3 separate regions of the Mus musculus genome follow, and regions 2 and 3 are each linked to region 1. The links are chromatin loops, found by intact Hi-C in ENCODE. Cell type or tissue: left cerebral cortex. All regions are shown on one strand. Region 1 holds the start of Cfap299 (cilia and flagella associated protein 299). Region 2 has its middle 27 kb from the start of A730035I17Rik. Region 3 has its middle 5.1 kb from the start of Gm33609.

The links. Peaks named below come from ENCODE experiments on the same cell type or tissue, not always from the same donor. Only the 100,000 strongest peaks of a DNase experiment are listed, where the experiment ranks them.
Region 2: it touches region 1 in a loop (6-fold over the local background); 4 of 42 quality-filtered maps call a loop at or near these places.
Region 3: a loop joins it to region 1, with 9 times the contacts of the local background. A loop is called at or near these places in 22 of 42 quality-filtered maps.

The regions. Positions count from the first base shown.
Region 1 is chr5:98,324,807-98,332,806 of GRCm38, reverse strand. It overlaps Cfap299 (cilia and flagella associated protein 299), which reads right to left and starts at 3,503. Exons shown (of 6, transcript NM_001024614.1): 1 at 3,343-3,503. The coding sequence starts at 3,453. In left cerebral cortex, a CTCF peak has its summit at 3,290 (motif pointing right); a DNase peak (open chromatin) is centred at 3,288; H3K4me3 peaks cover 661 bases.
Region 2 is chr5:98,209,373-98,217,372 of GRCm38, reverse strand. No RefSeq gene overlaps it. Among named protein-coding and RNA genes, the nearest start is that of A730035I17Rik, 27 kb to the right of the region's middle. In left cerebral cortex, a CTCF peak has its summit at 4,676 (motif pointing left); no DNase peak of the experiment used is centred here.
Region 3 is chr5:97,122,707-97,130,706 of GRCm38, reverse strand. No RefSeq gene overlaps it. Among named protein-coding and RNA genes, the nearest start is that of Gm33609, 5.1 kb to the left of the region's middle. In left cerebral cortex, CTCF peaks have their summits at 2,031 and 4,513 (motif pointing left); DNase peaks (open chromatin) are centred at 2,026 and 4,499.

The DNA.
Region 1 (8,000 bases):
TGTAACTCCTTCCATGGGTGTTTTGTTCCCAATTCTAAGAAGGGGCAAAGTGTCCACACTTTGGTCTTCCTTCTTCTTGAGTTTCATGCGTTTAGCAAATTGCATATTATATCTTGGGTATCCCAAGTTTCTGGGCTAATATCCACTTATCAGTGAGTACGTATTGTGTGAGTTCCTTTGTGATTGGGTTACCTCACTCAGGATGATGCCCTCCAGGTCCATCCATTTGGCTAGGAATTTCATAAATTCATTCTTTTTAATAGCTGAGTAGTACTCCATTGTGTAAATGTACCACATTTTCTGTATCCATTCCTCTGTTGAGGGGCATCTGGGTTCTTTCCAGCTTCTGGCTATTATAAATAAGGCTGCTATGAACATAGTGGAGCATGTGTCCTTCTTACCGGTTGGAACATCTTCTGGATATATGCCCAGAAGAGGTATTGTGGGATACTCCCGTAGTACTATGTCCAATTTTCTGAGGAACTGCCAGACTGATTTCCAGAGTGGTTGTACAAGCTTGCAATCCCACCAACAATTGAAGAGTGTTCCTCTTTCTCCACATCCTCGCCATCATCTGCTGTCACCTGAATTTTTGATCTTAGCCATTCTGACTGGTGTGAGGTGGAATCTCAGGGTTGTTTTGATTTGCATTTCCCTGATGATTAAGGATGTTGAACATCAAATCTAAGTGGATTAAGGAACTCCACATAAAACCAGAGACACTGAATGAAACTTATAGAGGAGAAAGTAGGGAAAAGCCTCAAAGATATGGGTACAGGGGAAAAATTCCTGAATAGAACAGCAATGGCTTGTGCTGTAAGATGGTGAATCGATAAATGGGACCTCATAAAGTTGCAAAGCTTCTGCAAGGCAAAAGACACTGTCAATAAGACGAAAAGACCACCAACAGATTGGGAAAGGATCTTTACCTATCCTAAATCAGATAGGGGACTAATATCCAATATATATAAAGAACTCAAAAAGGTGGACTCCAGAAAATCAAATAACCCCATTAAAAAATGGGGCTCAGAGCTGAACAAAGAATTCTCACCTGAGGAATACCGAATGGCAGAGAAGCACCTGAAAAAATGTTGGGAATTGGTTCTAAGGCTTTGTCTTAATTCAGCTCCCAAAGTCGCACTTCCAGACCTGAGGGTCCCCGCCCCCAGCTAGCTTCCTTTGGTAACCAAGAATTGCCTTACAAGCCGGGGCGTGGTGGTGCACACCTTTAATCCCAGCACTAGGGAGGCAGAGGCAGGCGTATTTCTGAGTTCAAGGCCAGCCTGGTCTACAAAGTGAGTTCCAGGACAGCCAAAGCTATACAGAGAAACCCTGTCTCAAAAAAAACAAACCAAAACAAACAAACAAACAGAATTGCCTTACAGCTGGGCAGAAAGTCAGGGAAGGACTTTTAGATTGTGCAGGCAAGGGGCAGAGGGAGAGAGGAGGAAGAGGAAGGAATCCGAGATGGGGGAACAAGGAGAACAGACCTAAAGGCCTAGGGCCCTAAAGGCCCGAGGTACCATTTCCTGATTGGGTTTGTGGTCGAAGAGATGAAATATGGATTTAGCAAATATTAATTCAAGAATACGGGAGGGGAATGTATACTAGCCATGGTGACTTTTAGAAGTGCCAAACCATTGAGCTAGTCAAAGCATATCAAAATTAGCTGGCGTGTCGTTGCGTGTGTGTGTGTGTGTGTGTGTGTGTGTGTGTGTGTGTGTGTGTGTACTGGGGATTAAACCTAGGGCCTCAAGCAAACCAGCAAGCACTCTACTACCGAGCTATATCCTTAGCCCAAAATGTTCTCAGTATTGGAAAAAAAAATATTTTGAGTAAAACTTCATGTCGTTTATATCTGTAATTAATTTATCCATGACTGGAATCCATTATCTAGGGAAATCTTTAAATCATTTTAATATTTCTTTCACCCCTTACCTGAGAAAAGAAATTCAACTGGAATTTTTATTTTTCCGGTAGTCCGCAGGCAGCCACTAAAGAGAAGGACTGTGTTTAGTCAGAGGGGCAGATGACTGGAAAAGGATCTAAAACCCATAGCTTAGCAATTTTGCTGAAGCTTGTCAATCATTTCTCCACTCACTGAACTGGTTGGTTTTATTAGATGATGCTAACTTATAGAATAAAAGTTGTTAATTAGTTCAGCAAAGCTAATGTTACTCGCTGCCGTGGCAATGCAGTTGTTTTAGTGTTCTGTCGTTATTTAGTGAACACGGGAAACAGAGGATGGAGACGCACTACTTCCGTCCCGCCAACCACGCTCCTCAACCTCCGGAGCATCACTACTTCCGCATCACTACTTCCGCATCACTACTTCCGCATCACTACTTCCGGTCTACCAACCAAGTGCCAACCGCGCTCCTCATCCTCTGGCCGGTCAGATAATTAAGATGGACTCACCCTTTCTCTTCCTACCTCCCCTTCTTTCTACATAAGCTTCTTGCAACATCTATTGTAATTATCAATTCAGTGGCTTCATTTCAGATGCAAGGATTTAAAGCAACTTCTGTGGGTTTAAAATATTGGCTAAAAGCAGGAGAGACGGCTTAAGGAAAAGGTGCTTGCTGCCAAACTTGAGTTCATTCCCTGGACACCACAGAATACAAGTTCAGAACCGATTCCAAGTTGCCCACTGACTTTTTATGCATGTGTGCGTACACACAAATGGAACTTTAAGTTACCCATCTAATAAACGTAAAAGCTTGGTTGTTTGGTGATATCGCTGCTGTTGCTGTTAAAAATCATGTTTTGTAACTATTTTAACAGATAATTTCAAAAGGGACAAATTTTCTTCATTTAAGATTATTTTCATACAGTGGCACCTATTTAAAAAGGAGGGGTGTCTATATGATAAACTGCCTTGTGCACAGGAGAAATGAGGGGAGTTGGCCAAATTCAAGTCCTTCCCAGAGTTCTGTAGGGTTGATTCTCCCCCCCCCCCCCCGCCCCCAATGGTGCTTGCTCTGTTTGTCCTTAATATGGAGATGGACTCCTTTGAAAACCTGAGCCCAGGCTGTGAGACTTGCAGTTGGGAGTTAGGAGCTCGGAGCTTGAAGATCCCTCCAACTAAGTCTTCTCGAGCATCCGGGACCTCCCGCTGCCCTGCCCTCAGGTGCACACAGCAACGCGTCCTCCTGGTTTTATGCCTTGTTACTACTTTACAGCGACCAAGTCGGCCTCTGTGCAGCGCACCAGCGTTTGGAGGGCTGGGGACTCCTGCAGCCTGCAGAGAAGTCTCTCGAAGCCAGAGGCCTGCGGTGAGCGCCGTCACCGCCAGGGGGCGACCAAGCCCCGCCGCGGCCAGCAAGACGGACCCGCGCTTACCTCCAGGTAGTACAGGTCGACCGTAGTGATCTGAGAGTCCAGGAAGTCTTCATAGGTGTTGAACTGTGTGACAATGTTGTCCACGGCCGTCAGCCCCTCGTCCTGATCCATCGCGGCTACACCGACGCGTCCCTAGTAACCGGTGTGGGCGGGCCGGACGCGCGCCGGTTGCGGGGGCGGGGCAGAGGGCGCTGCGCTGGCCCTGCCCCAGCCGGATCCCTGGGCGGCTTCTAACCCCTGGGAGCGGTCAGCCCTGCAGGGCAAACCCAACTTTTTTGGTGTAAAAGCCTTAGCAAAGTCCGAAGGTGCCTGCTCAGTGTTTGCAGTAAGAACCTCGACAGAAGAGTATCCCGGAAATCTAGGGGAAATAGTCTTGCTGGGTGCTTCAAAATAGCACGTGATCAGTTGTATAAATTACAACTTAAAGGCAAGTTATGGTTGGTTACTTGTGTGCCAGGAACAATGTATAAACTTCCCAAACGAAGCAGCCTTAGTGATCTCCTTTGCTCCTGCCTTCTGCCTTTCAGTTCCTTTACTTTTTGTTATTTAAATTTCAATAAGTTGAAAATTACTTGAAAAATCTTGCCTCCTTGAACGTCCTTTAAAAAATTGGGTTGGGGGGGAGGGATCCTAATCATGGAATGATATATCCCATTGAGAAGCTGATATTGACTTGTGTTTCTATTTACTCATTTCTTTAAAATACTATAGTATAAAATTGAATCTGAAACATTTCTCATTAGAGCAGACTTGTACAACTGTTTCCACACCAGAAGCACAGATGCTTGCTGTTATGCCAAGGGACTTTACAATCATCTCAGCATTTGTAGAAATCAAATCAGATTCTGCAATGAATCTTTTCCATTTTTTGGGGGGGAGGGGGGCAAAGTAAAGCCAGGTCTATTTAAGACCCCAAGTTGCACAATAAGTTATAGCTTTATTTTAAAAACAGGCTACCAACAATTTATATTGTATAATTATCTAGAAAGCTATAGAAACTAAACTCCAAGCATAGAGGGGAAAAAATTTCATGTGGCCTAAAACATTATCACAAGTAGAGAGGAGAGGTCTCTGTACTGTCTGGTCCAAAAGAAACTTGAGGACAAGTGCCTTTTGTGTCTTTTAGCATTCTGAAGGGCAAGCTGGCCTCTAGGCATCTCATGTACCTGGTTTCAAGTCCAAGCTGACATTCAGGCTCCTCCTAGCTCCTCTCATATCAGCTTCTCAGTCCTACAGAACCCTGACCTTTCAGCCATGTGCTCTCTTACCACCCACCCCCTCTCTGTCCCAGAGGCATTATTCTGGGTGTGTTGAACACAACAGAAAGCTTAAAAAAAAAAAAAAAAGTTTCTGCCGCTGGGGTCCACAGGATATGAAACTTGCTTCCGTGTGGTGATTGATTTGAATTTACCACATACCAGCCCTGTTCTAAGTACCATACAATCTCCATTATTTCGTTTAATCACAACAACAAACTCACTAGAAAACCAGCATTGGTGTTATCCTCCATATGGAGACAGGATGAGTTTAAATGACTTGGCCAAAGTGTCGGGTGCAAAAAAGCAAACCCAAAAAATAACAATAGTCCTTTTCTCTCACAGGGGCATGTGGATGTAAAGATAGGTTATAAAGAGCTGTGTAAAACCAAATACAGAAGTTTGTTTATTAGAAAGAAAAATAAACGTGTGGTAAGGAACACGGATTGATACAAAGCCTAGAAACAGTAGGCGCATCTTCCAAACTGTGGAGGCAAGAAACGCAAGTTCTGTGTGGGATGGAGGGAGAGGTGGACAGTAGGGAGGGGCACAGGAAAGAGGATTGGAAGGAGGAAGCTGACTGAAGTTGAAAGGTGTAGTAAAAGAGATTTCAAACGAGACCAGCCGTGGACCCAAACAGGAGAAGCTGTGGTGGCCATGGCTTCAGAATGGAACTCACACTACTGCACGCTGCTCGTCTAGGGGGTGCTGGGCTGTGCTTACATGTGTTACCGCTGTTTCTGCCATCCTCCCACACCAAGGTTTTATCGTCCTCTTGAAATCATAAAACAGCTAAGGAATGTTGGAATTCCTGACCCTGTGGCACTCTGATATCAAGGACGATTTCTACCTTCATTGTTCTAGCATGATCCATTGCAGTTGTACGTTTTTTAGGGATGCTTCATTAAACTGACCACGCAGACAGAAACCGCACGGTCAGAAGCTCTTTGGTGAAATGATCTTGAAAGCATAGAAATTTAAACAACTTAAAGGTATTTCCAATCAAGGACTCTAATGCTGCCCAAACACTTTTAACAGAGCAGTGTCTTTGTTAATAGTGAAAGAAATTTATAAATTTAGACCATTCTACACAGAAAGGTTAAAATTACAGTAAGCCCAACAACACAAGTCTTCTAGATTTTCACTTTGGGTTCAGAAACACTTTAGACCTGAGCCTGAAAAATGCCAAGAAGGAATGGCAACCATGAAATATGTAAGATTAAGCAAGTCTCTTTTCTATGGTGAGGCCTTTGTTATGACGAAGAAATACTTTATTTTGGAAACCATAAATTCCTTCTTCAAGTCTGGGACTTTTAAACATTGAATCCAGGAATTTAGCACCGATCCCAGAAATTCTATTCTTTGCCAAAAGATGGGGAATATATATTTCACAACAAACTGCAGGGTGTAAGAGAGAAGAGACATATGGAAGAATAAGAAAATACATGCCCTATTCAGCTTAGCTACAGAGTAAAGAAGGCCATACTATAAAGAAAAGGGCATAGGGAAAACCAAACCCTAGCATTTCTTTGAAACAAATGGGCTTTCTTCTATTCTCACTAGAGCAGGATGAAGTCATTTCAAACTACACTCTATCTTTTTCTTTTCCCAAATAATTAGTAATATCCTATGCTAGCTGGGAAAGTAAGTAGAGATTGTAATTTTTGTACGTGGACATGATAGGAAAGGGGTGCTGTGCTAATTATGTTAATAAATGCTAAACACTCTGAGTAAGAACTTGAGGTCCCATTAGGAGGGACTTAATACATTACCATATTGTAGGAAAGAAAAACACATGCTCTCTCTAATAAGATAAGCAATTTGTGTCTGATGTTACCCAACTGTCTGTGATTGCAGGTGAGGGCTATTGCTTAATCATGAGCCAAGGAGAACTTTGTGTGTGTGTGTGTGTGTGTGTGTGTGTGTGTGTGTGTGTGTGTGTGTGTGTGTGTGCTTTGTAATAATGATGACAATGAATGCGGTTAAGCTATTTCTTGGGATGAGGTCACTGGGTTTCCACAGTCTTGTAACTTAGCATGTTGAACTTCCCGGCATGTCAGTCACAGAGACATAGTTGTTCATATGTCGTAATTCATGAACTTTCCATTCTTCTTCAACAGCTGACAGTGCGATAGAGTTCAGAAGGAAGACAATAAAAGATGGATTTGTTTCCAGGTTTGAGATTGACCAATATCAGCAGCTGATAAAAAAAAAAATCCAATGTACTACGTGATAAGATCCCCTGGTTGTCTGTGGTTCTTTGACCTGGGATGGAGTCTAATAATATTTCTCTCTTCCATTAGCATTGTCTATTGGTGTTGTCCTTTCTCATGGCTTGTTTAGACAGCCATATTTTTTAGGTATTCTGGGCGAAGCTTCCCTGTTATTTCTAGGAGACACAATCTCACAGCAGATTTACTGATGCTCTGGCTATTAGAATCTTCCTGCCACCTCTGCCAAATGTTTCTTGAGCTCTAAGTACAGGAGATGTGTTGTAAGTGTATTCATTAGAACTGATACCCCCATGATCTTTCTGCATTTGGACCAGTTCTGGATTCCTCTAACGGTCTCTTGCAAAAAGAAGTTCCTTTGATGCGGGTTAGGAGCTATGCTTACCAGTTTAGTGATAAGTACTTAGAATGCAGTTGGGACTTGGTCTGGTTTTGTAAAGTGTCACTAATGAGTTCTTTCCTGAGGTCTAGGACCTCACTAGTCCCCTGGTTAGGTGGGTAGCTTTCCTAGTACCAAGCATGATTTCCCTCCTGTACTGGCTGGTTTAGTGTGTCAACTGGACACAATCTGGAGATATCACAGAGGAAAGAGCCTATCTTAAGGAAATGCCTCCATGAGATCCAGCTGCAAGGCATTTTCTCAATTAGTGATCAAGCGGGGAAGGCCCCTTGTGGGTGGTGCCATCTCCGGGCTGGTAGTCTTGGGTTCTATAAGAAAGTAAGCTGAGAAAGTCAGGGGATGCAAGCCAGTAAAGAACATCCCTCCATGGCCTCTGTACCAGCTCCTGCTTCCTGACCTGCTTGAGTTGCAGTCTTGACTTCTTTTTGTGATGGACAGCAATGTGGAAGTGTAAGCTGAATAAACCCTTTCCTCCTCAGCTTACTTCTTGGTCATGATGTTTGTGCAGGAATAGAAACCCTGACTAAGGCACCTCCTTTTGAGCAGGCTTTAAGTCCAACTAGACAACTATTGGTTATGACAAGGCAACTATCGCACGTGTAGGAGTGCCTTGCCATGCTGATCCTTGCTGTGGTTCATAGGATCACATATGGGTAGAAATGTGGGTGGCTGCCCTCCCTTGGCAGCTCATATAGCACGTTTCAGAACTATGAAAGTTTGTCTTGAGGCTGGACAGATGCTGCACAGTTACGAAGAGCACTGGATTCTCTT
Region 2 (8,000 bases), 120 kb after region 1:
AGCTGAGTATCTGCCTGACGGACCCAGGAACTCCTGAATTACAGTCAGTTCCTGACCTTGTGCCAGTGCAGATTCAGATTCATTTAATGTCTTGCTACTGCCGTCTTGATTCTTATTAACTTTGCATGGAATTTCCCTTTGGAAATGAAATCTAATGGGAGTGAGCAGAGGACCTAGGTACAGTGGCAGTGTCTGCCGCTGTTCCTGACTGTCCCACCTCTGAAATGGCACTCCTGTTCATCTACCATACATGGGAAGCCAGCGAGGCTCACAGTGGTAGTCAGGCCTGTGGCTGCACCTAAGAGTGAGCCAGGATGAGAAGGGTCTTGCTGGACGTCCCAGAGATCACGTTCTCGAAACTTACTTTGAATGCAGAAGGAAAGAGACAGTATTAGACTATTTTCTGTGTTGGACAACCACATCTGTTAACGACCATTCCTTCTTTACTAGGGATCTAATATCAAAAGTAGTATTGGGGGCTGGAGATATGGCTCAGCGGTTAAGAGCACCGACTGCTCTTCCGAAGGTCCTGAGTTCAAATCCCAGCAACCACATGGTGGCTCACAACCATCTGTAATGAGATCTGACGCCCTCTTCTGGAATGTCTGAAGACAGCTATTATGTGCTTACATATAATAAATATTAAATAAGTCTTTAAAAAATAAATAAAAAAGTAGTATTGAAAAAAAAGATGTCTCTGTATAATTATGATTCTTTTTGTGCATGTTTTCACTGCCCTGTGAAGACAAAATTTATACAAGGGGTCTGTGTATGTTTGTGTGTGTGTGTGTGTGTGTGTGTGAGAGAGAGAGAGAGAGAGAGAGAGAGAGAGAGAGAGAGAGAGGGGTACAGTTAAAATCATCAGTTAAAATTGTCTTTGTATGAGTGAACATAAACAATAAAAATATGAATTGAAATTTAGAATTTTAGTTTCTCTTAGTGCAACATTAAGTGACTTAAAATCATAAGGTTTGAGCCCCTCAAGCCCGTATACTTGAGTGTTTTAATAGTACTGTCTTCATTTTCACAAGGCTCTCTGGATCATGTAATCAGAAGGGCCTCAGGCATCCACACCACCTCCTTTCCATAATCATGTCTTTGTGCTTGTTTACTAGAGCCTCAGATTCTGTCACGATGACAAAAGCTTGCCATGCCCCAATTCCAAGAAGCCCGCAATGGTGGACGGGTTGTTACACAAAGAGCCACCATGGACTTGAGTTTCCATTTTCCCAGAACTGAGTCTTTGTCACCATGTACCTCGAGGGAAAATTATTTATATCTTCTAGCTAAAAGTTTTTTAATTGTAAGTGATTAAGTTATCTCTATGTAACTTTCACGCTCAAAGAAATAAACTCCACACTAAGCCCATGTAAATGACTAGATGGCTATAGCTGTGGACAGTTCTTTGTATTATGGGAGAAAAGGATATGGATATCTGAGACAGGAAAGAAGGCAAACATCCAAGCATGAACTGCTTCATTTTCTACAGAATCAGTTCAATGAATGAACCCCTCCCGTAGAAGGCTAAGGAAGAAGTAAGTCGAGGCTAGACATCAGTGCCTATCATGTGAGATAGACCTACTGAGTGCCAGGCACTTCTGCCGTTGTTCTTTCATGCTATCACGGCAAGCGCATGGGGTACATCTTATAACTGCCATTTTTAAAAATGAAGCAAATGAGGCTATGGGTGAAGGAAACTTCCTGAAGTCATACTATCAGTACAGTGATAATATTTTAAGCCTAGGCATCGGCGCCAACAAAAACATATACTTTTCTAACTATAATAGAGAAAAATACACCATGGGTAAACTGAAGGAAATTACTAGGAAAAAAGTTCTAATTTGTGGACATGGAAAAGGAAATCCTTTTCAATGTTAAAATAGCATGAATCTGTCTTTCCTTAAACATGATTTTGCTAATCTGAGGGTCAAATCCAGAGCCTTGCTCATACCAAGTAAGTATTTAACCGCTGAGCTGCCCTTGTGCTATTCAATTGACTGGCAGCGTCCCTCTATGTAGCTCCAGCTATCTTTAAACTTTCTGTATAACCCTGGCTGGCTTCAAACTCTGGGTCCTCCTGCCTCAGCTTCCAGAGTGCCAGGACTGCACACCTACACCATCCTCTCTTGCTCTTATCTCCAATCCTGCGCATCATTTATCTCCCTCAGCCTGACCTTTCTGAACAAGGCTAATTTACTGTGCTAGTTTCCCAGCCTAATTTCTTTAGAACATGGAAATCAGGCTTCCTTCCAGCTTTTCAATCCTATATTCAACTCAAAATATAATTGGACAAAGCTAAACTTTTGTTTTCTAAACAACCATATTTTCTTTGTAATCAGACAGAAGAAAACTCAGTCAGCAATAAGTCTCCACTAAATTCTCCAGTAAAGCCAGGAACAGACTCCCAAGTGTCCTGCTTCTTGTATTACATACTCTGATAGTTATTTTTGCTTGCTCATTCCAAGTCCAGCTATATATCCTGTGACCCAATCCTGACTACTTGACATTCATAATACCCAGGTGTGCCAAATTAGTGATCATTAAACAATGTTGTGCATGCTCGTTCTTTGACTCACCCATTCCTTGGGTCCACAGCAACCAACTGCAAACAGCAGCAGCCTAACAACAGTTCTTTACGGTGCTGTCAAACAGCCTGAGCTCGGTGTTACTTTGTAGCAGCTCATGTTTGAAAGCTTTGCAAGAAAAACATGGTTTCTTCTTCAGGGGTTATAGAGATACTACTCAGCCAGGTTAGTTCATCATTGTGCTGTTCTGAAACTTGAATAAGAGTCTATGTGAGAGAATGAGATTGATAAACTATGTAAGAACTGTATGACTGCAAGTCAGTCCTGTGGAAGTGACAAAATTACAAAGCTGACAGGCACACTTGGAAGTGTGTGGCTTCTAGAAGGTTTCTGGTTTCCATTAGTTGGCAGGGATTGAATTAGGTATTTTCTTAACTGTTGTTGTTGTTTTTTCTCTCAGAGAGTGCACTGGAAGATGAGGGCAGCCACATGCAGTGTACAGCCCTTCTGCTGTCTTTGCCACCTGACACTGATCTACAGTCATCTCCTGCCTGGATTATTGCAGGGTTTCTTGATCATACTATTTTCATCTTTGCTTCCTTACCTATATTCCAGTTTCAACATGGCTACCAGAATATTGATTTTACAACTGAAATCATGCCAGTTCTCTAAAGGCCGAAGATGATAATGGGAGCCTGGTATGGTGGCACATGACTTTAATCACAGTACATGGAAAGAAGAGACTCGAGGGCCTCTGAGTTTATAGAGTAAATTCCAAGACAGCCAGGGCTATGCAGAGAAATTCTGATTAAAAAAAATAAAAGACAAAAACATGTATCCTATCAGTGCAGTGACCACTATGGCATGGTACAGTTAGACTGGTAAGGACTGAAATAATGAGGTATGAACTATATTTTCTAGTGGGGTGTGTGTAGGAAAAATTAGTGAAGTGTCTGTGAAATTGCAGAATCAAGAGTCCAGGTACCTTTGAGGTGTATTTTGAATAAGAAGTTGTGAGACTAGAGTTATACTGAGCTGCTGTGATAAAGGACAGTATGAGTGGGCCAAATTAGGGAAGGGGTCAGGAGTTAAGACCCTTGTCTGGTGTTCTATGTCACATAAGTAGGCGAGGGACCGTAATGACCTTAAGAGACAGGCAGGGTTTTAGAAGCCAACATAATTTCTGCACATCAACAAATAGCACTACTCCCTGGCCTAAGCCTATTCAAACCACCCACTTGTTGTAGGGAAATATCAAGTTTAAATGTCCTTGATTTTGACTGAAATTTCACGTAACTGAGAAGTGTTTGAAGATCAGTAACTATGTTAATATTGGAAGGATACAGTGGGCATTTGAGAATCCCAGAGGCCCTTCGTATATGGACAAGACTGCTTATAGTGATTGCATTCTATACAAGTAGTAGCATTGACACAACAGAAGCTTGCGAGTGTTTTGGTGCTCAACTTGAAAGAAAAATGGTTTTAAGATGTCTTTTTGTTAAATTAGATATGTTACGAGCTTAGAATTTTCCCGTGTGTGTGTGTGTGTGTGTGTGTGTGTGTATGTGTGTGTGTGTGTTGTGTGTGTTACCGTAAGTAAATCCTTGGGGCTACATCTAGGCAAGTGCTCTACCACCAAGCTGAGCTAAACTCCCAGTCCTAAGCCTTTACTTTTTTACAAACTGGATCAACATCTAGTTTAATAAATACTGGGGGAAATAAAAAATGATGGGATTCTTGTCAGAGATTCAAGCCAACCGATGGTGCTTTTGTGGAAGTGCTGCTATTTGTAGCAAGAGAAGGTGACTGAATGGGCACTTCACAGTCTGCAGCCCTCGGTGCCTTGTTTGTGGAAATACAGCCTTGCAAAGTTCACTAGAACTTCAGGAGATGAGCACAGCTTGCTTGGGTTCCAATAGTGGCATTTAACAATCAGAAATAGTGTGGAATTAGTGAGGGACCCAAAACAATCAGAAATATCACCACAGAAATCTTACTTGAGAAATGACTGTATGCAGCCTCTCGGGTAAATCACAGCTTCAGTAACAGCTTCTAACCAGAAATTCGGGGACACAGAGGGAGCAGAAATAGTAGCTAGAATCAAGACTCACTTTTCAGCTATTTGGAGAAACGAGTTGAAAAGTGACCTCTAGTGGGCTTTTTCTTCACCGGGAAAGTTGGCCCTTTTGTTTTGAAAGAGTAAGTTTTTCTTGCCTCCCCCTTCCCCAGTATTTATGTATTTATTTATTTACTTACTCTGTCACTCAGGTCAACATTAAACAAGTCACTCAGGAGAGCATCAAAATCAAACTTAGAAACTTAGCATATTTATTTCAATTGCATTTAAGTTCTAAAATCCGTATTTCGAGGGAAACTCACGAATTCTACTGGTTTGATCTAACTAACATGTTTGAAATAAGGTAAACTTTAAAAGACAGGTTTGTTGTTGCTGCTTTTGGGGATTGTCTGTTTGTTAATTTTTGGTTTTGTTTGCACGGCATCTTGTTTATCAGACAAACATGTTTGTCTGGTCAGCCTATGTCATAGCACAAAGCACCATCGGTTGGCTTGAATCTCTGACAAGAATCCCATCATTTTTGATTACCCCCCAGTATTTATTAAACTAGACTAGCTCAGAACTGTGAGCAACAAATCAGGACAACCCAGTTCATATACTCCTGGGCCTGAAGGTCACTGGATTTGCCACCCACATATGGAAATGCCCTACAGCATATATTTCCACAACTGACCAGACAGTGTATGCTGGTCCATTGAATTCTAAAATAAAGTCAACCCTCTGCCATGAACAAGTTGAACAAGGGCCATAAATCAGTATCGGTTGCTTCTTGGTTCAGGATCTGGAGTTTACTCCATTTAATAATACACGTTGAAAACACTCATGGTATGTTGGGAGCCGCCCCCACATTCGCCGTCACAAGATGGCGCTGACATCCTGTGTTCTAAGTGGTAAACAAATAATCTGCGCATGAGCCAAGGGTATTTTATGACTACTTGTACTCTACCTTTCCCGTGAACGTCAGCTCGGCCATGGGCTGCAGCCAATCAGGGAGTGATGCGTCCTAGGCGAAATATAACTCTCCTAAAGAGGGAAGGGGTTTCGGTTTCATTATTGAAGGGGCTTTCGTTTTTGGGGCTGGGCGCTGGGCGCTTGCCCTCCTGGCTCCCAAAGATGTAAGCAATAAAGTTTTGCCGCAGAAGATTCTGGTCTGTTGCGTCTTTCCTGGCCGGGCGTGAGAACGCGTCTAATAACAATTGGTGCCGAAACCCGGGACGAGAAAAAACTCGGGACTGGCGCAAGGAAGATCCCTCATTCCAGAACCAGAACTGCGGGTCGCGGTAATAAAGGTTCCCGTAAAGCAGACTGTTAAGAAGGATTCAACTGTATGAATTCAGAACTTTTCAGCTGGGGAACGAGAGTACCCGTAAGTATAGCTTTACGAGGTAAGCCTGGCCTTGAACTTTCTAAGGAAATTCAAGACAGTCTATCAGAAGTAAAGTGGAATATGTTTGGCCTTGAATTTTTTCTAATGTTAGGAGCCCTTTTGTTCCTTTTCACATGTTATCAGGTGATTAAGATAGGGCTGAAAATTCTGGATGAAATTCAGGGCAATCTATCAGAAGTAAAGCGGGGAGAGAGAGTAGGAGCAAAGAGAAAATATGGTACACAAAATAAGTATACAGGCCTTTCCAAGGGTCTTGAACCCGAGGAAAAGTTTAGGTCAGGTAAGAATACCTGGGGAGAGATTAGAAGGAAGGAAAAGAAAAAAGAAAAGAAAAAAGATTGATTAGCGGAGGTCTCTAGGAGATACTCGTCACTAGATGAGCTCAGGAAGCCAGCTCTTAGTAGTTCTGAAGCAGATGAAGAATTCTCCTCTGAGGAAACAGACTGGGAGGAAGAAGCAGCCCATTACCAGCCAGCTAATTGGTCAAGAAAAAAGCCAAAAGCGGCTGGCGAAAGCCAGCGTACTGTTCAACCTCCCGGCAGTCGGTTTCAAGGTCCGCCCTATGCGGAGCCCCCGCCCTGCGTAGTGCGTCAGCAATGCGCAGAGAGATGCGCAGAGAGGCAATGCGCAGAGAGATGCGCAGAGAGGCAATGCGCAGAGAGATGCGCAGAGAGGCAATGCGCAGAGAGATGCGCAGAGAGGCAGTGCGCAGAGAGATGCGCAGAGAGGCAGTGCGCAGAGAGGCAGTGCGCAGACTCATTCATTCCCAGAGAGGAACAAAGGAAAATACAACAGGCATTTCCAGTCTTTGAAGGAGCCGAGGGTGGGCGTGTCCACGCTCCGGTAGAATACTTACAAATTAAAGAAATTGCCGAGTCGGTCCGTAAATACGGAACCAATGCTAATTTTACCTTGGTGCAGTTAGACAGGCTTGCCGGCATGGCACTAACTCCTGCCGACTGGCAAACGGTTGTAAAAGCCGCTCTCCCTAGTATGGGCAAATATATGGAATGGAGAGCTCTTTGGCATGAAACTGCACAAGCGCAGGCCCGAGCAAACGCAGCTGCTTTGACTCCAGAGCAGAGAGATTGGACTTTTGACTTGTTAACGGGTCAGGGAGCTTATTCTGCTGATCAAACAAACTACCATTGGGGAGCTTATGCCCAGATTTCTTCCACGGCTATTAGGGCCTGGAAGGCGCTCTCCCGAGCAGGTGAAACCACTGGTCAATTAACAAAAGTTGTCCAGGGACCTCAGGAATCCTTCTCAGATTTTGTGGCCAGAATGACAGAGGCAGCAGAGCGTATTTTTGGAGAGTCAGAGCAAGCTGCGCCTCTGGTAGAACAGCTAATCTATGAGCAAGCCACAAAGGAGTGCCGAGCGGCCATAGCCCCAAGAAAGAACAAAGGCTTACAAGACTGGCTCAGGGTCTGTCGAGAGCTTGGGGGACCTCTCACCAATGCAGGCTTAGCGGCCGCCATCCTTCAATCTCAGAACCGCTCCATGGGCAGAAATAATCAGAGGACATGTTTTAATTGCGGAAAGCCTGGGCATTTTAAGAAAGATTGCAGAGCTCCAGATAAACAGGGAGGGACTCTCACTCTTTGCTCTAAGTGTGGCAAGGGTTATCATAGAGCTGACCAGTGTCGCTCTGTGAGGGATATAAAGGGCAGAGTCCTTCCCCCACCTGATAGTCAATCAGCTTATGTGCCAAAAAACGGGTCATCGGGCCCTCGGTCCCAGGGCCCTCAAAGATATGGGAACCGGTTTGTCAGGACCCAGGAAGCAGTCAGAGAGGCGACCCAGGAAGACCCACAAGGGTGGACCTGCGTGCCGCCTCCGACTTCCTACTAATGCCTCAAATGAGTATTCAGCCGGTGCCGGTGGAGCCTATACCATCCTTGCCCCCGGGAACCATGGGCCTTATTCTCGGCCGGGGTTCACTCACCTTACAGGGCTTAGTAGTCCACCCTGGAGTTATGGATTGTCAACATTCCCCTGAAATACAGGT
Region 3 (8,000 bases), 1.2 Mb after region 1:
GTCAGACGTGTCCTTAGGACACTAAAATATTTACTAAGAAGCAACTTAAGATAGCCCCCTGTTAGAAGGAGCCCAGCCTCGTGGTTTATTCATCTGTCTACCCACCTGGAAAGTCAACCAGCCAGCCTTACATATTAAGAACCAATTCATGGATGTTTTTCATGTTGAACAATTAGGACTATCCAAAAGAAATTAGCCCTGTCTTCAAGAACTGTATGATATCAGTAATGTCAAATCATTTTATTTAACCAGTATCAGGATAATGGGCACACATTCCCAACATCTCAAGTATGTGTTTACTTACAAATTATGAGAAAGGACAACCAGGAAAATATTCTTGGTGAGCACAATACATATTATATCCTGCACAATGCATATTTATAGCCTGCTTAGATGTTCAAACACATAAGAAAGATGCACACAAAATCTGAAGCTCAGAGGAACAGTATGAGATATAAACAGCCGAGTTCAAATCAAGAAACTCTCACATCAGTGCTCTCAAAGACAGTACTCAGGTACTCCAAACTCTGCTGATACCCAGATACTCCAAAGTCTACTGCTCTCATCCGACGATCTCTGTGCACCCCATCTCCCGCATCCCATAGGTTTCCATTCCCTGCACCTCCATACATACCCTGTTATTATCACTCCAGCATACAATGTCAACACATTGAGAAGTGACATACCAATATCAGCTAGCCCCATTAAATTATCTGTATCATACAAACCTTGGACATAGGGGGGAAAATGATTTTGCTTTGGAAAAAATCCAAAGTTTCCTTGGTTTTAATTTTGTGTGGAGAGCTAAAGGAAACTTCAAAGAACTGGCTGAGGCTTAAGTAGAAAAAGCCATTCCCCATAAGTTCTTTTTTGCTGCCATTAACAACATCACAATGGACCGCCAAATTCTGCCACGCTATTGGCAACTATCCTCATATCACTAAAAGGAATGATCTTATCATTGACAGATGCTAAGACTCAGTGCTTTGAATCACACCATGTGTTACAAATTAAAATGGCTAAAATCACAATAATGCTAATCTGGAAAGAATAGGAGAAAAAAACAATTGCTAGGCACTGCAGGATCAACATCTTGATGTATCCCACAAGTATCAGTTTTAAAAAGTACATGAAGTTGAGTAACATATCAACCCAGATTGTCTACTGACCAATTTAAGACAATGAGACATAGAGTTGTTAATGATTATATATACATATATATGAACATATATATATATATGTAGTATGTTTTCATTTATGCTACAGCAATAGATCTGTTCAAACATAGGAAAATACTAAAAACTATACTTTGTGTATGAGAGAGGGTTAAAGTCATGGGAACTTTTGCCTTTATAAGCATAAATGCTCTGCCTAGAAGCTGATGCAGGAGGATGACCACGAGTTTCAGGCTAGTCTGGGTTGCAGAGTGAGACCTTGTTTGTCTTAAGAAGAAAGAGAAAGAGGAGGCAGTGGAAAGAACATCAACAAAAAAAATTTAAAGAAAATAAATAAAAAAATAAACTCTTCTAAGTTTGAATTTCTGCAATGATATTAATCTTTTTTAAATGATTTATTTGTTATTTATTTTTATATGTAAGTACACTGTAGCTGTCCTCAGACACACCAGGAGAGAGTGTCAGTTGTGAGCCACCAGGTGGTTGCTGGGGTTTGAACTCAGGACCTTTGGAAGAGCAGTTAGTGACCTTAACCACTGAGCCATCTCTCCAGCCCCCGGTAATATTACTCTTATAACGAGACATACGTAACTAGCAAAAGACAAATCCATTGAAAGAAATCATTATAATGTCCCAGGGAAACCTATTGAGCTAACAGTGAGAAAACTTGGGTTCAAAAGAAAATCAGTGGTCCCACTTACTAGCCATGACATAGGCCGCCATTAATAACGGTGGTGGTGCTGGTGCTGGCTGCTGCGATGGAAATGAGGCGCAAGCAACTGACTGAAGCCTGGACGCCTCTTCTGAAAATGCTTGTCTTACATTTTGTGTGCCAACATTGCCCTCTACCCAACACAGGGTGCATTGCAACCGGCTAAGAATATCCCAGATATCTATTCTTGCATCTTCCTCTAAGACGCTGCTGCACCCAGGACAAATCCCATAACTCTATTTGTAAGAACGTGTTAGACACATTCTTACAAATTCTCACAGAAAGTGAGGCTATCTTTTATTGATGAACAGGAAGTAACACGGGCCGATCCATGGGCAGCTTTTTGAGTTTCATTTCAATAGGTATTACCGCGTGGCAGGTACTGTACTGAGAGCTGGGATGTAGATATGAACGAAATACGGCACTTCCGGTTAGTGTGAATAGAGTCTCGCGTTCCAGTATGGAAACAGAATTAGGGTGTGCACATTTACCTTAGTGGGTTTGTTCGTGTTTACAGAAAAGTATTCCCCCCCAGGGAGCTCTCACTATTGCTTGCCCTATCCCTTTGGACAGGTAGGAGTTGGGTTTCTTTATCCTTAAATAGTCCGCCCATGCATTGGGGATTATTTAACTTTTTTTTTTTTTAAACATTAAAATCATTTTATTCACTGGTTCAATGAGGTCTTTTAAAAATTTATTTTAAGGCATTTTATTAAATATTTTCTTCATTTACATTTCAAATGCTATCTCCAAAGCCCCCTATACCCCCCCCCCCCCCCCGCCCTGCTCCCCAACCCACCCAGTCCTGCTTCCTGGCCCTGGTATTCCCCTGTACTGGGGCATATGATGTTTGCAATACCAAGGGCCTCTCCTCCGATTGTGTAGGGCTTCCTCTCAGGTTTCTAGACAAGATGAAAATGAATCCCAGGATGAGAGGAAACAAAGTTGCAGAGAGCAGAGTCCCAATGCCCGGAGTTGTGACTGGCTAGCTGCTTCCTCCTGGGGGATTTTTAAGACAGTTTCTCAAGGAAAGACTCTGCCTATGGTGGAATTTTAAGATCAGGTCTTTAAAGAGCATTCCTTGCAAAGGAAGAAATGGAAGAAAAGAATAGTCAGAACAGATGAACCAACAGGAAAAGGAGGGAAAAAAAGGCATTCCAGCTTTCTGACCAGCCCAGGAAAACTAGGGAGAGAATTTAGGATTCCTTGAAGCTAATGGCATGGATGTTTTCTTACACACATTGAACGCTGGCCATTCTCAGCTCATTTTAGGGAGTAAAGTCCTTAGGGATGAATCTTAATTGAAAATAAAAACTAACAAATACGAAGCCGGAGTGATGAGTCAGCAGTTTAAGCACTGGCCATTTAGAGAATCCAGACTCAATCCCAGCACCAGCGTGGCAGTTCACTGTTGCTCTAATTCCAGTCCAAGCACATCCCATGCCCTCTCCTGTTTCTGAGGACATTGCACAGGCACGTTGTAGTCGTACATGAAGGCAAAACACCTACACATAAAAAGATAGCAAAAATAATGCTAACTAGAAGCTAAAGATTAAGACAAATATCACCAATGGAAAGAGAAAGCAGGGCAGGCCAGGACTAATATCAGATTTTTTTTTTTAAACCAGTGCTCCAAAACCTGCTAGTAGTCCCCGAGTGCCCTCTGCTTTGTTGCTCTCTAGCTGTGTTTTCTTAAAACTTCTGGTTCTGTAGCTGAGAGTTAAGAATTCACTTTGATTTTCTTAACAATAATCCTCATGATTGACAAGCTAATGATTAGCAGGCCACCCCTGAAAAGTACCACCTCGACATTGCAGCTGATGGAATGGGTAAAAATCTCAGGTCACTGAGATGGGAACCCCTATGTTTCAAACAGTTACCAGAAAGCAAGCACTGTCTCTGAACACAACATTCTAACTGGCTAGAACCGTACAGGAGCTAAACACGGCTCCCATAGTGGGCCATGAAGACTGCAGCACAAGCCCAAAGGCGTGTCTTGTGATTGTCAGGTGTAGGACTAACACAGTTGTTAGTCCTGGGCCCTTTGATACCTCTGCTTCATGTTTCCATCCTACACTTGGCAAGATCCTGAGGGCCAGCATCTCTAGAACCAACTATGACTTCAGGGCAGCAGGAAAAACCAACTGAGACCCAGGTGGAAGTGAGGCCTATGAACTGGGCCACCACCAAAATACAGTCACAATTTATCAGCTGTCCATCTGACCTTACAAGCTCAGACCATTACCTGAAATCCTAAGAAGTCAAAAGTGAGCTAGAGGAATGGTTCGAGATGAAGCGCAGAGGGACCAAGCCTTCCTTCTGCCTCCTGTACCTAAGCTTCCGAAGTAACTTTCCTCATGAATTCCCTGAGGAAAATGGAACCGAAATTTAGACTTTACAAAAAATAAATCGTGGGTTTCTATCTTTTCATTAAATATAGTTTTCTAATGGTACGCCTAGTTTACATTTAGGATGTTTAACTCAAATATTGATAATAAACTGAGTCCCTTTCAAAAGCTTTTGCCAACCTTAAAACCTTTCATTTCTTTCCCTATCAGCATAGTCTTATGCAGCAGGGAAGTGGGGCAGGGTGGTCCAAGGGTAACGGTTCTGCGGGAGAAGAGTGCCATCTGCAGGAAAACAGTGTAACTACAGATAAAATGCACAGGTGACCCCTAGAACTCTGGAAGTGCCTCTCCCACAATAAAATCCCAACGGTAGTGTGGTCCTTCATATTGCATTTCCTAGCATTGAAAGCCAAAATAACATGACTTGAAAAGAGATGTTATTCAGAACACTGCTCTGGTTTTATTAGGAACCCTTGAAGACATAAAGGAATCTGTCCTTTAGTGTGTGTGTGTGTGTGTGTGAGTGTGTGTGTGTGTGTGTGTATCTGTGTGTGTCTGTGTGTCTGTGTGTCTGTGTGTGTTTTCACACGCTAGCGTGTAGACCAGAGTCAATGTCCATGGACTTTTACCTGTCCCTCTGCATTTTTTCTTTGAGACAGGCTGTTTTACTTGGCCAGGAGCTCACTGATTCAGCAAGGCTAGCGAGCCAGCAAGCTCCAGGGAGCCTCCACATCCAGAGGGCAGGATTACAGGCACATGTCATCATGTCCAGCTTTCCTCGTCCTTACCCACACAGGCGCTTCAATGACTGAGCAACGTCATTATTATAGACCTTATAAAAGGAGCTCACAACCGTCCACCTCCATGTACAACTCCAGGGTCTTCAACAAAGCTGGGGCGTACATATAGTTTGCGGAGTTCTGCTCCTCCTCATTCGGAATAGACACCCACCCTTCACTTTAGGGCACACAACCCCTTGTCTGCTCAATAAGTATTTGCTGTGCATACTTTCCAGTCCTGCGTTATTCAGCCTGTGTACAAAAAGCCAGCTCTGTTCTCTGACTTTGAAGAGTTTACAGTGGCTGATAAGACTCTGGGCACCCCAGCTCCCTTCGCTCACTCCACTCATCCTTAAAAATACACTTTATGCTTTAAATTCTTCCCCAGTCATCTCACTCCCAAGAACATTCAACTTCCTGTGGTTTGTTTTCTCAGTGTCGGTCTGGGCAATGCTGACCTATTCCGAAAGCGCCGCTGCGTTGCAAGGTACTCTGGGTAAATTGTGTCGAGCACATTCTGCACGTGGTAGGGATATGGCCCTAAGCTTCGCACAGCCAACAGCTGGATAACCAAGCCAGCGCTGTTCTGCCTCAGCTCTAAAAATGCCATTCAGACCCAAGAGAACTGTTAAACTCATTCTCACTTGTGAGAAGGACCTCACGTGCATAACTCTTTACCCGTTACATTGACTGTTCTTTCTTTCATGTTGGAATTTGTGTAGGATTTTGAGCTCTGCCGGAAGTAGTCCTGTTTCTAATCAAATTTAAGTGCTAAAAATAACGACACAGCAATTCGATCAAATAAGAAACACAATTTGCTCACTTACTAGAACCAAGTAGTCATGGGTTAGAATTCATGACTAAGAAATAAGTTTCAAAGAAAAAAAAATAGTTTTGTATCCCAAATTCTTCACTATTTTGTTTTCTTTACATTAATATTGTTCGCTAATTTTAAGAGGGCCCATTGACTGCACCTGATGAATATTTGATATCACTGGCTTTATTTAACTAACTCTTTCCAGTCTCTTAAACCGGGGATCTCATCAGACTTGAACAAACTTGTCAATGAGGCATTTATTCATCAGGAAATTAAAGATGCCACAGAAGAAGGAACTGAACATTATCAATGTCTTTTCTACAGCCAATACTTGGTGTATGTTTTCATTTGATACCCTCGACAAGTCATTAAGTTGCTTGGAATGAAGCTCACTTAACAGAAAGAAGACGCAAAGCCTCGTTCATAGGCAGTCACAGAGGTAATTCTCAGACTCATCTGGGCATAGAACCCATGCTCCCTCCATGATGCTGGAAAATGTTGGTAAGTGCTGGCTATGGTTTTAAAATTAAGATAGATCTGAGGCTGAGATCTGATGCTACCAAGATGAGTGCCGAGATAGAGAAGAAGCGCATAGATTAACAGACAAGGCCTCCCTCTGTAGCTGAGGCTGGCCTGGAACCCACAGAAATCCCCAATCTCTGCCTCCCTAAATCTGGGATTACAGGGTAAGTCAATACACCTGGGGTTTTTTGTTTTTGTTTTTTGGGTTTTTTTAGTTTTTTTTTTTAACCCTGTGGTTACTCACTTAGTGTCTTCTTGGTTATCAAACCATGTTTATCACTTGTAAGAGAATTCAGTGTTGAAAGTTCAGCCATTTGGAGATTAAACATCATTGTCCAATGTCTGTACATTGTTTATGATGAATCAGAACTCTCTCCTACTCTGTAAACATTTCAGAATAAAAGGCAGGACTCTTAGAGCAACAGAGGAGCTTAGCATCGGCAAGCTGTACTGTTTCCTGCTCTCTAGTGTGCCTCTGGGTAGTGTACCGGGGTGATGGGCTACAACTTGTAAGATGAAATAAACCCAAAGTATCAGGACACAGAGTAAGTCTCAACAAATACAGGGACTTGACATGGCTCCTGTATCCTATCAGATCAAACATACACAAAGTCATGAAGTAACAACTGCTGAATGGCAAGCGGGCAAGCCTAGAAGTCAAGGGCTGCTCTGGGTCACAGTGTTTATCCCAGTAGCAGAAATCAAACAAAGACAAACCCAGATGGCCTTCCACAGTGAGGAGGTGGTGGTCCACACCACGGTCCCAGCACTCAGACGACTCAGGCAAGGGCATCAGCAGTTTGAGGACAGCCTGGGGCAGCCTACCCTAGCACTCTAGCATGAAATAAAATGTAACAAAAGATGTGTGAGCAGAGCAGTACCTCTGCACAGCACACATATATACAAAGCAGACCACATCAAAAGCTGGTCGGGGGAAGGGATCTCTTATCCAGGCTTCGGTAGGCTGAAGAAGGAAAATCATGAGTTCCAAGAGATCCTAAGTAACACAGCAATATTCCGGTCACAACTAACAAACAATAATCATAACTTTTAAAAAAGAATGATCAAAACTGTCATGGAGGCACTTAATGGTCTAATTTGGGAGCATCCTCAAGCTAGAAACCAACTATCTTCCATTCTTTATTTTATGCTTATGCATGTGTTTATACTGTGAATAGTTTATGAGTCGGTAAGAAGAACAATGCTCTTGATTAAAAATTATTTCAGTATCAACCCTCTACATTTAATAAAGATGACATTTGAGTAGGTATGGCATTTGCCTATGTAACTTGATCTTCAAAGTTGTACCCCATAAAGTATCCCCCTCCTCATACTGTTATTCACACACTAACCATACAGAATAAAGATGTATATTGAAAACAATAAGAGAGAAACACCAAGGCACATATCTAGCAGGCCCATCAGAATAACAGCAGATTATTCAATTAAAACTTTAAAAGCAGGAGGCCTGGACAGATGCACTTCAAGTTCTGAAAGACAACAGTTTCCATCCCAGATTAACATACCCAGCAAAGCTTTCTGTCATCATTGAAGGAAAAAATGGAAACTTCCAGAAATTAAAATAGGTTAAAGGAATTTATAACCACTAAGCCAGCTCTACAGAAAACAATTGAATGAATCTGTCAG